Regions from separate parts of the Homo sapiens genome. Here regions 1 and 2 are each linked to region 3. A link is a contact called in ENCODE Hi-C or POLR2A ChIA-PET data. All regions are on one chromosome and are shown on one strand. Each heading gives the region's core, a stretch centred on a gene start or an enhancer-like site at or near the end of the contact. The rest is flanking DNA. Distances are from core to core; before and after follow the strand shown.

What was found. A loop is a pair of places that touch in the nucleus more often than their neighbours do. ChIA-PET counts read pairs that join two places held with the same protein, here RNA polymerase II (POLR2A). Pooled maps may share reads with other maps.
Region 1: a pooled map shows a loop between it and region 3 (2.2-fold over the local background). The contact joins the enhancer-like site here to the promoter of PPIE in region 3. A Hi-C loop is called at or near these places in 1 of 168 maps with a recorded cell type or tissue (kidney) and 3 of 50 pooled maps. POLR2A ChIA-PET finds 5 or more read pairs at or near these places in 2 of 52 experiments (BJ and CD4-positive, alpha-beta T cell).
Region 2: a loop to region 3 is called in a pooled map, with 8 times the contacts of the local background. The contact joins the promoter of LINC02811 here to the promoter of PPIE in region 3. A Hi-C loop is called at or near these places in 2 of 168 maps with a recorded cell type or tissue (MCF 10A and astrocyte of the cerebellum) and 7 of 50 pooled maps. POLR2A ChIA-PET finds 5 or more read pairs at or near these places in 8 of 52 experiments (A549, A673, Caco-2 and 5 more).

Annotation. Positions count from the first base shown.
Region 1 is chr1:39,844,357-39,847,056 of GRCh38, reverse strand. TRIT1 (tRNA isopentenyltransferase 1) reads left to right here. Exons shown (of 11, transcript NM_017646.6): 9 at 2,417-2,526. Among named protein-coding and RNA genes, the nearest start is that of LINC02811, 28 kb to the right of the region's middle. RefSeq lists enhancers at 467-556, 1,027-1,076. Within about 2 kb of position 1,281, at least 20 of the 41 ENCODE cell types and tissues checked have a DNase peak (open chromatin) inside an H3K27ac peak, as active enhancers do; they include CD4-positive, alpha-beta T cell, where a contact is called at or near this core.
Region 2 is chr1:39,815,828-39,818,736 of GRCh38, reverse strand. LINC02811 (long intergenic non-protein coding RNA 2811) reads left to right here and starts at 1,277. Exons shown (of 4, transcript NR_186710.1): 1 at 1,277-1,488. RefSeq lists enhancers at 981-1,150, 999-1,994.
Region 3 is chr1:39,737,405-39,740,218 of GRCh38, reverse strand. PPIE (peptidylprolyl isomerase E) reads right to left here and starts at 1,337. Exons shown (of 10, transcript NM_006112.4): 1 at 1,288-1,337; 2 at 1-54. The coding sequence starts at 1,318. RefSeq lists an enhancer at 1,080-1,289.

The DNA.
Region 1 (2,700 bases), core at 32-2,531, 110 kb before region 3:
TTGGGATGTCACAAAAAAAAAAAAAATTATTTGCATTGAGGAGTCTGCCTTCTGCCTTGAACAGATGGATACTGGCTGCAAACAGCTAAGAAGAACAGCAGCATCTTTTTTGGAGAGTTGGTGTTCAGGGCTGATTTTTAGCTTCAGTTTTGTACCTGAAGAGCAGTCAGATTTCTGTAGGGAAGATTTCCTAATTACAGTGTTTTTGGGGGGCCAGATGAGTTGTATAAAAAGACACCTTCACCATTTCTCCCAGCGTCTCCACATGGTGCTTCAGATTGCTTCAAATGAAACTTTAGTTGAACAGCATTTTTGAGGGAAAAGAAAGGAAATTCTCATTGATTTGGCCCTGTACTGTGTCTTTGGCACTAAATTTGGTGTTATACATATATTATTGAGTCTTCAAGGTAGGTGTTATTCTTTTATTTTTACAGATAAGAAAATGAAGGCCTAGTGAAGTTAAATAACTTGCCAAAAATCACCCAGCTAGTCGGCAGTAGATAACTGAATGCAGGCCTGACACAGAGTCCACACTCCTTTATACTACTCTTACTTCCTTTAGCTGTAACTTTAGCAAGACAGCATTAGTATTGGACCATGGGTAAAAACTATGTGGTTATGAGCTAAAGGAGATTAATTTAAGCATAAGTGAAACTTCAGTTTTATCTTGTGGACATGTTTTAAATATGCTTCTGAATCATCTTGTGTTTACCTTTTGCTGGTAGACTTCTGCTCTCAATTACAGACAGGGCCAGCTGAAGCCTCTGCCCCACTCGGTGCCTCTGAAAATACATACCTTGATCCCTGCTGTTGACCACTAAACTGCTAACATTCTTTCTCCCAGCTCCCACTCTCTGCCTGAGCTCTCCAGTGGAGTTCTGGTGTGAAGAGGCTTGTTGTGCTTTCCTCTACTTATCCTGTTTTCTCTGCATGTCCTGGTAGATAGAAGTCTTAGTGTCATCTGAAGTTGAAGCTCAGTGCTGTATTACAAATTTCTAATGCAGCTTCTCTTATCCCCATGTCTGACAATAAGCCTTTAACAGAAGACTTTTGGGTAATAATTTAGAACTTCTTCCTGTAGTAAAACCACAATAATTCCTCCATCTCTGTGGTAGGAGGAGTTGATGGCACAGTGTGTCATATGCCTGTTCCTCATTCGTGTGTATGCCGGCATCGTCCTGGTGCTGGAGTGAAAGGCACAGCTGCCCTGTAAATCAGGAGCTGTGCGTGATTGGCCAGGGCTGGTCTGCTGGGATATGGTTCTGGCAGGAAGCCAGGGGGACTTCCCCACCCCAGCATGGCCTTGGACCCAAGCCAGAAATAGCAGCTGGGAGCCGAGAACTTGTTGAAAGGTGCTTAGACAGGGCACAGAAGCCCAACAAAGGGCTTAGAGGAGAAAGGAAAATGTAGAGTGGCCTGGAAACAGGTGCAGAGCTTAGCCAAGGCCAGGTGTGCTGTGGATGCTGCCTGCACCCTCCTAGTCTCACCTTTCCTGTGGTAGCAGGTGCAGCCCAGTCCAGTTTATGAAGAATCTTATTTGGGGTTGGCACAATCAAAAGGCCAGCACCTGCCAGTCGTTGGCATCCGAAGGCCTTTGATGTTTTTGCCCATGGGCGATGCTCCTTTGCCTTTAGGCAACTGACTTAACCTAGTTGTGGAAGGCAGTTTAGTGTGTATATAGGCAGGGAAGCTAACCACAGAGACTAAACTCTTGCAACATGGTTGGCTCAGGTGGGTGAAATACCTGTAGCTGCACTCTTTGCTACCTTCAGTCTCATCTTCATTCAAAAGTGTCTGCCAGGGAGTGTTTCTTGAATACCCTCTAGATCAGGTTTTTAAAAGAAGTTGCTCAACTACATCAATTCTAAGACTTCTTTCTGGTTCGCAGATTCTGCGGCTTATTGGTTGATATGATTCTGTTCCCAGCCCATGCTTTCAGAGCATTTCATGAGTCCCAGGCCGCTGAGGGAATATATGCAAACCCGAGACTAGTATCTGCTCCTAAAGAAAGCTGTGAATTCTCTTGCCACAGATCGCCATCATTGTAAGATGATATGGAACTTAGAATAGGCACTTACTTAAAGCTGTTAGTTTATTTCTTCTTACGATGTGCTGTCTTTGTGTTGTAGCTCACACAATGGTCACTTGAGCTGTTAACTCTATTCTGGTTTTCTGGCTGATCTGGAAGATCCTGCACCCATGTATCCAGATTATGTAGCTAGTCTTACTAGCTGCAGAGCAGTTAAACCTCTAGGTCTTTCTTGGATTGTGGTTCATGTTTAGTTAGAATTAACAGCATGGTCAGAATGTTTACTCCTTTGGCTCTGTGTATTTCCCTGGAGGATTTCAGAGTCCTGGCTGCAGAATAGATTGGGTTTGAGGCTGACCTCTCACAACCTTTCTTTGTCATCATTAGGACCTGGTCCCATTGTCCCCCCTGTCTATGGCTTAGAGGTATCTGATGTCTCGAAGTGGGAAGAGTCTGTTCTTGAACCTGCTCTTGAAATCGTGCAAAGTTTCATCCAGGTAATTATGAATCATGATACATTCTATTTTCTGGTTTTCAGAGCACTTTCATTAGCTGACACCTTTGTTGCTATATTGAAGAACCAGGCCTTCTTTTCCATAGAATAAAGCAGAAGGGCTGGCTGCTTTTTAATACCTGGAGACTGCTTTTCTACTTTTACATTCAGAAAGGTT
Region 2 (2,909 bases), core at 28-2,527, 79 kb before region 3:
CTGCGCTTTAGGGACTGTTGCCATCAGGGCACTGCCAACCTATGTGGTGCTCATGATGACTCAGAAATAAGAACCTGTTTCCTCTAGGCTGATACAGCCCTGCTCCAGCCCCCAGCAGTGCCAAGTGGAGCAGGGTGTGGACTGGCCTTCAACCCCGCTCACCTCTCCTCTATATGGTCTTGTGCAGACCCATCCTGCACTGTCTTATGCAGGTGCAATGCCTGTTAGGATAATCCCAAACATGACCCTGGGCCCCTGATCCCCAGGCCAAACCCCACCCCCTGACCTGGATATTCCCTGGGCTGACAAAAGGAGTTCGGCCAGGGAAGGCTCCTCTTCACTGGCCCAAACCAGCTTCAGACAGCGGGGCAAGGATGTAGGAGCCTTCTTCCCAGCAGAACCCCCGGCCCTGGAGTGGCCCCAGATGAGGCAGCTCCCATCTGTGTGGGTAGCCCTGAGGCTATCCTGAGGGCAGGATGCTGTGCAGGGGAGGAACGGACCTCCATTATGTGATTCTGGGTGGAAGGTAAACAAACCCTGGTTAGGCAGAGGTGGCACAAGCCCACAGCCTTGGGCTCAGCCTTCTGTCTCCCGAGCTCACTGCTCAGTGCCCAGTCCCAGGAAGCCCACAGGCTCTAGGCCTAGCCTGCCTCAATTTCCATTTGTTCCGCCCCCTCATGCACCTCAGGGCCCAGGGTGGCACCAGTGCCCACCACAGAACCAGGCTCAGAGCACATGTGGCACAAATGCTCATGGGATGAATGACGGACTAAAAGAATCATCCAGGCTGGGTGGGCATGGTGGCTCACGCCTGTAATCCCAGCACTTTGGGAGGCCAAGGCAGGAGGACTTGAGTCCAGGAGTTCAAGACCAGCCTGGGCAACATAGCAAGACCCTATCTCTACAAAAAAATTAAAAATCAGCCAGGTGTGGTGGTGCATGCTTGTAGTCCAGATACTTGGGAAGCTGAGCCCAAGAGGTCAAGTCTGCAGGGAGCCATGATTGCACCACCGCACTCCAGCTTGGGCGACAGAGCAAGACCCTGTCTATAAAAAAGAATCATCCAAAGGAAGAGGGCGCTCCTGAGGCAGGTGTGGGCATGGGCACCGTAGCCCGTAGCCGCAGCTCCTCCACTCCTGGCTTGGGCCTCTAAGCCTCACTTCCTCTCCCGTAGAACACTCATGAGACACACCTGCCTCGTGTGGGCCTGGGCAGCTTGCTGTTACTAATAAAACAGCAGCAACACAGGACAGCTTCACTTCCTGAAACTCCCTCTGTCACGTGCTTTGCATGAATCCTCACACCGTCTCACCAGGGGCGCTCTCCCAGTTTCACCAGTGACTTGGTGACAACCAGCATCGCTCACGAAGCGTCAGCCGTATCCTTTCTGTGTGCAGTGGGGTGTGGGTTGTGTGGAGCCGCGGTGTCTGTGGAATTCACAGGCTGGGGCCGGAATCCATGGCCCCCGTCGCCGCTGCCACCCCCCAGGTGCTGGGGTGACCTGATCCAGGGTTGGGGTCTAAGCTGCTGGGGGGTTGGAGTCTTGGGCTCTGGCCCACGTCCGCCTCTGATTGGTTCTACCACCTGAGCTGGTCACTGTCCCTCCATGGGCCTCAGCTTACCCTATGGTAAAGTGAGAACTAGGGGGTCAGACTCCTTGATCACCAAGATCTCTGACCACAGCCAAGGCTAAGGGAAGCGCAGGAAAACGTGGGTCCCGTTCAAATTCCCGGCCTCTCTCTGCCCCCTGGTGGACACAAACAGCCTAGCATCTCGGGGGAGATGACGGTGGGAACCAAGTGGTTCCCAGGGACTTGAGGACTGGCTTGTGACCTCTGCTAAGACTCTCACCGCTGAGTCACAGTCCCCATCTGTTAGATGGGGGTGACAATAGAACCAACACTATTAGGATGTTTTGAGGATTAAGTGCTGTGACAAATGGGAAACACTTGCTACTGAGCCACGCACATACAAAGTGTCCAATAAATGTTAGTCATCACTCTCACCCCGCCTTCTCCCTAACCTCTATATCCCATCAGTCACCAAGTGCTGCTGCTTCTTGCCCCTCTCGCACCCCCTGCATCCCTAGATGACGTCACATCATCTCCCTCCTGGATTCCTCCAAGGTTCACCACCTTCTCCCCAACCCCTCCAGCCATCCTGTGCCCCCACTCAGGGACCTCAGCTGTCCACTCCACAAGCCCAGACCTGAAAATGCCCCACTGTAGTCAGTTGTCCAAGTGCTTCAGCCCTGTCCTCAGGGACCCTGCCCCACCCCCATTCAGCCTTGGTCACCCTGAGCCTTTCTGTTCCCTGTATTCTGACCACACTCAGCTCCCAGCACCCTCTACTCAGGCCCAGTGCCTGCCTCCCAGGCAAGTCCAATTAAGGGATGCCTGATTAGTCTTTGCTTCCTTCCTCCTCCCCTAGCTCTGCAGGAGCCCAGAACCTCCCTAGGCCTCAGTTTCCTTATCTGCCAAATTGGACTGCAGGAGGATGAAAAGAGAGAATATGCTGAAGTACCTAGCCTAGAGTAGCCACTCCACAGAGGCAGGTGCCTGCAGCTGGGATGGAGGGTTCAGCTCTGTCACAGCATATTAGGAAATCATAACCTGCCATTTAGAAGGTGAGGGGTGAGATATAAAGAGAGCTCCAAGGCCCCACTGCAGACCCAACCCTGGCAGTAGTGTGCTCTGAGCAGTGAGTACAGACGCGACCTCCAGGCACAGCACAGAGCTGAGTTAGCCTCCTCCATGTGATCTCTCTCTCTCCATCCGCTGCAGGACCAGGTGTTCTCCACCTGGCTCAGTGGCTCCAGGGAGCAGGACAGGGACTAAAGTGCTGACAGCCCTGACTGTGATTTAGGAGGAGGGAGGCACACGAAATGAGGCAGACCCCTTCTGAACCTC
Region 3 (2,814 bases), core at 88-2,587:
AAGGAATGAACGCAGCATGAAGAACTTTGTCGTCCACTTCCTCTGCCAGTCCACCTGCAAATAAGCCAAGGGCCTTCTGAGCCACTGATCTCCATACTCTTGCAGAAGTCCTTGCAGCCCAGTTAGCATGCTAGCCAGGGGACAGGACCCTTCCATTCAGTTCTTTGGGTAAACAAACATCCCCCTCTCATCTCTGCCCACCCATACTTATGAAAAATATTCCTCTCTTCGCCCTTCTTTCAGACTCTCATCTAGTCCTGGGATTACTGCAATAGCTTCACAACTGACCTCCCTGCCTCCATTCCATCAACTCCACAAAGCCAACTAGAATGATCTTAGGAAAATGCAAATTTGAACCCGTAACTTTTCGCTTACACTCCTTCAAAGGCTTCCCACTGTCCTCAGGATAAAGTGCAAACTCCTTAGCAGTACCCACCTCTCCAGCTTTTTTGCTTTGCTTCCTAATTTCCTGGGTCTCCCGAATAATGACCCACTTGCCCCCAAGTGTCAGGCTATTTCACACCTTTGCGACTCCCTTGCAGTGAACGGCCTTGCCTCTGCTTCGGTTACGTAGCTAACTCCTGCTCATCAGCTCTGGCATCGCCGCATCCAGAATTTGCCCTCGCTTCTCCAGATGGATGGGTCATTTGTCCCGCAGCCAGGCCCATATTATCATGATCCATCCTCACTACAGCGCTTATCAAAAGTGTGCTACTGAGGTAATTCCACTTTTTTTCTGGCTAGTCTGGGAACTCCTTCCTTTATGGCAGGGGCTGGGGCTGAGCCGTCGCTGCACTGAATGTTTGTAAAACAAATGAACGAGAGGATCCGAAGGGCCATAATACTCCTTTACCGCTCCTCGGGGCCCGCTGGAGCTCAGCGGGCTAGGAAGTCAGAATAATCATTCCGTCTCGGGTTCACGCACCTGAGGTGTGTGGCAAGGCTGTTCACTGCAAGGGAGTCGCAAAAGCAGAGGCCCAAAGGTGTGAAATAACCTGAACCTTGGGGGCAAGTGGGTCATTTTTCGGGAGACCCAGCGAATCGGGAAGCAAAGCAAAGAAGCTGGAGAAGTGCGTACTGCTAAGAAGTCTGCACTTTTTCCTGAGGACAGTGGGAAACCTTGGAAGGAGTTTAAGCACAGCCAGAGCTATCGCCAGCACTACCGCCAGAGACCCGGCCTTGACAGCAGCTCGCCGTCCTCCTGGTTCAGAGATGCGTCCCACCCCACGCCCCGACCCTTGGGGGTCGCGTTCACTCAGACTCCGCCTAGCAACCCCTCCTGCTCACCCACGTACAAGACGCGCTTGGTGGTGGCCATCTTGCTCGCGCGCTTTTCCGCCGGAAGCCAGCACTCGACCCGTCCTCTTCCCCACTGTCCCGCCCCGCCCCCAACGCTTAGCTCTTAGACCCCGCCCACCCTCGCGTTGGTCCAACCGGCATCCCGCTACCCGGATGCACTGGGCGCCTTGTGAGGTGCGCAGTGGTAAACCAAGGGACGTGGTCCTCGCGCTTCCCAGTGCGCACCGTGTTGGGGGAGGGAAACCTTGGCCGAATCAACCCGATTATTATGGGCAAACGATAAACTCTGGTGCTTGGCCATCCTGCGCGTCTGTTTTTGGACAACCTGGGAGCTAAGAATGAATTTTACCTTTTGAAATAGTTGGAAAAAATAAAAAAACTATATTTTCTTGGCCGGGCGTGGTGGCTCATGCCTGTAGCCCCAGCACTTTGGGAGGCTGAGGCGGGCGGATCACCTGAGGTCAGGAGTTCGAGAGCAGCCTGGCCAACATGGTGAAACCCCGTCTCTACTAAAAATGCAAAAATTAGCCAGGCGTGGTAGCGGGCGCCTGTAATCGCAGCTACTCAGGAGGCTGAGGCTGGAGAATCGCTTGAACCCAGGTAGCGGAGGTTGCAGTGAGCAGAGATCGCGCCGTTGCACTCCAGCCAGGGTGACGAGAGCGACACACCATCTCACAAAATATATATGTATATTTTCTTAGCACATGAAAATTATGTGAAATTAAAATTTCAGTGTCCGTAAAGAAAGCTTTATGGGGACACAGCCACGCTCATTCCTTTAAGTATGACTGTGGCTGCTTTCCTACTACAAGGGCAGAAGAGCTATAGCCTGCAAAGCCTACAATAATATTTACAATCTGGCTCTTCAGAAAGAACGTTTGTCTACTCGTGTTAGGTTTTGAAAAGAAGGCAAGGGTTAAAGAAAGACACACACACACACACACACACACACAGAAAGAGGGCGGCTCGACAGCAAACGCAGGCTTTATGTCCAGCATAATAACCTACAGAAGTGGGGAACCAGCCTAATGCCAGTGCCCACCACTGCTTACAGACTGGGCAATTTATAGGTATGGGCGGTAGGGGTCTGGGCAGTATGGGTTGCTGCCTAGCAGGATATTGATATAAAGATGTTCTCATGATGAGGCGGTTTGGCCCTTGTTCCAGTGGGATGTCATCATGGTGTCCCTTGGACCTTTGCCCAGGAAGATATGAGAGGGATGTTTCTTTAGTTGGGCCTTTGTCTGCCTTGTGGTCGGGTGGTTAGGCAGGATGTTTCTCACAGCCCAAACCCCTGTGAAATGTTTCACTTTGACCAAGGTCTGCAGAATAGCAGGGAGCTTACAAAATGGTGCAGTTTAGAGTAACATCTTGGACTAAACCCACTAATATATAAATTACAGGTTGACATAGTGGTAGGAAATAATGGGACCATCTATTTTATATGGAGCAGGGGGTTAAGACCTTCCTGAGGTGACATTTAAGCTGAATTCTGAAGGAAAAGGAGCCAGAGAG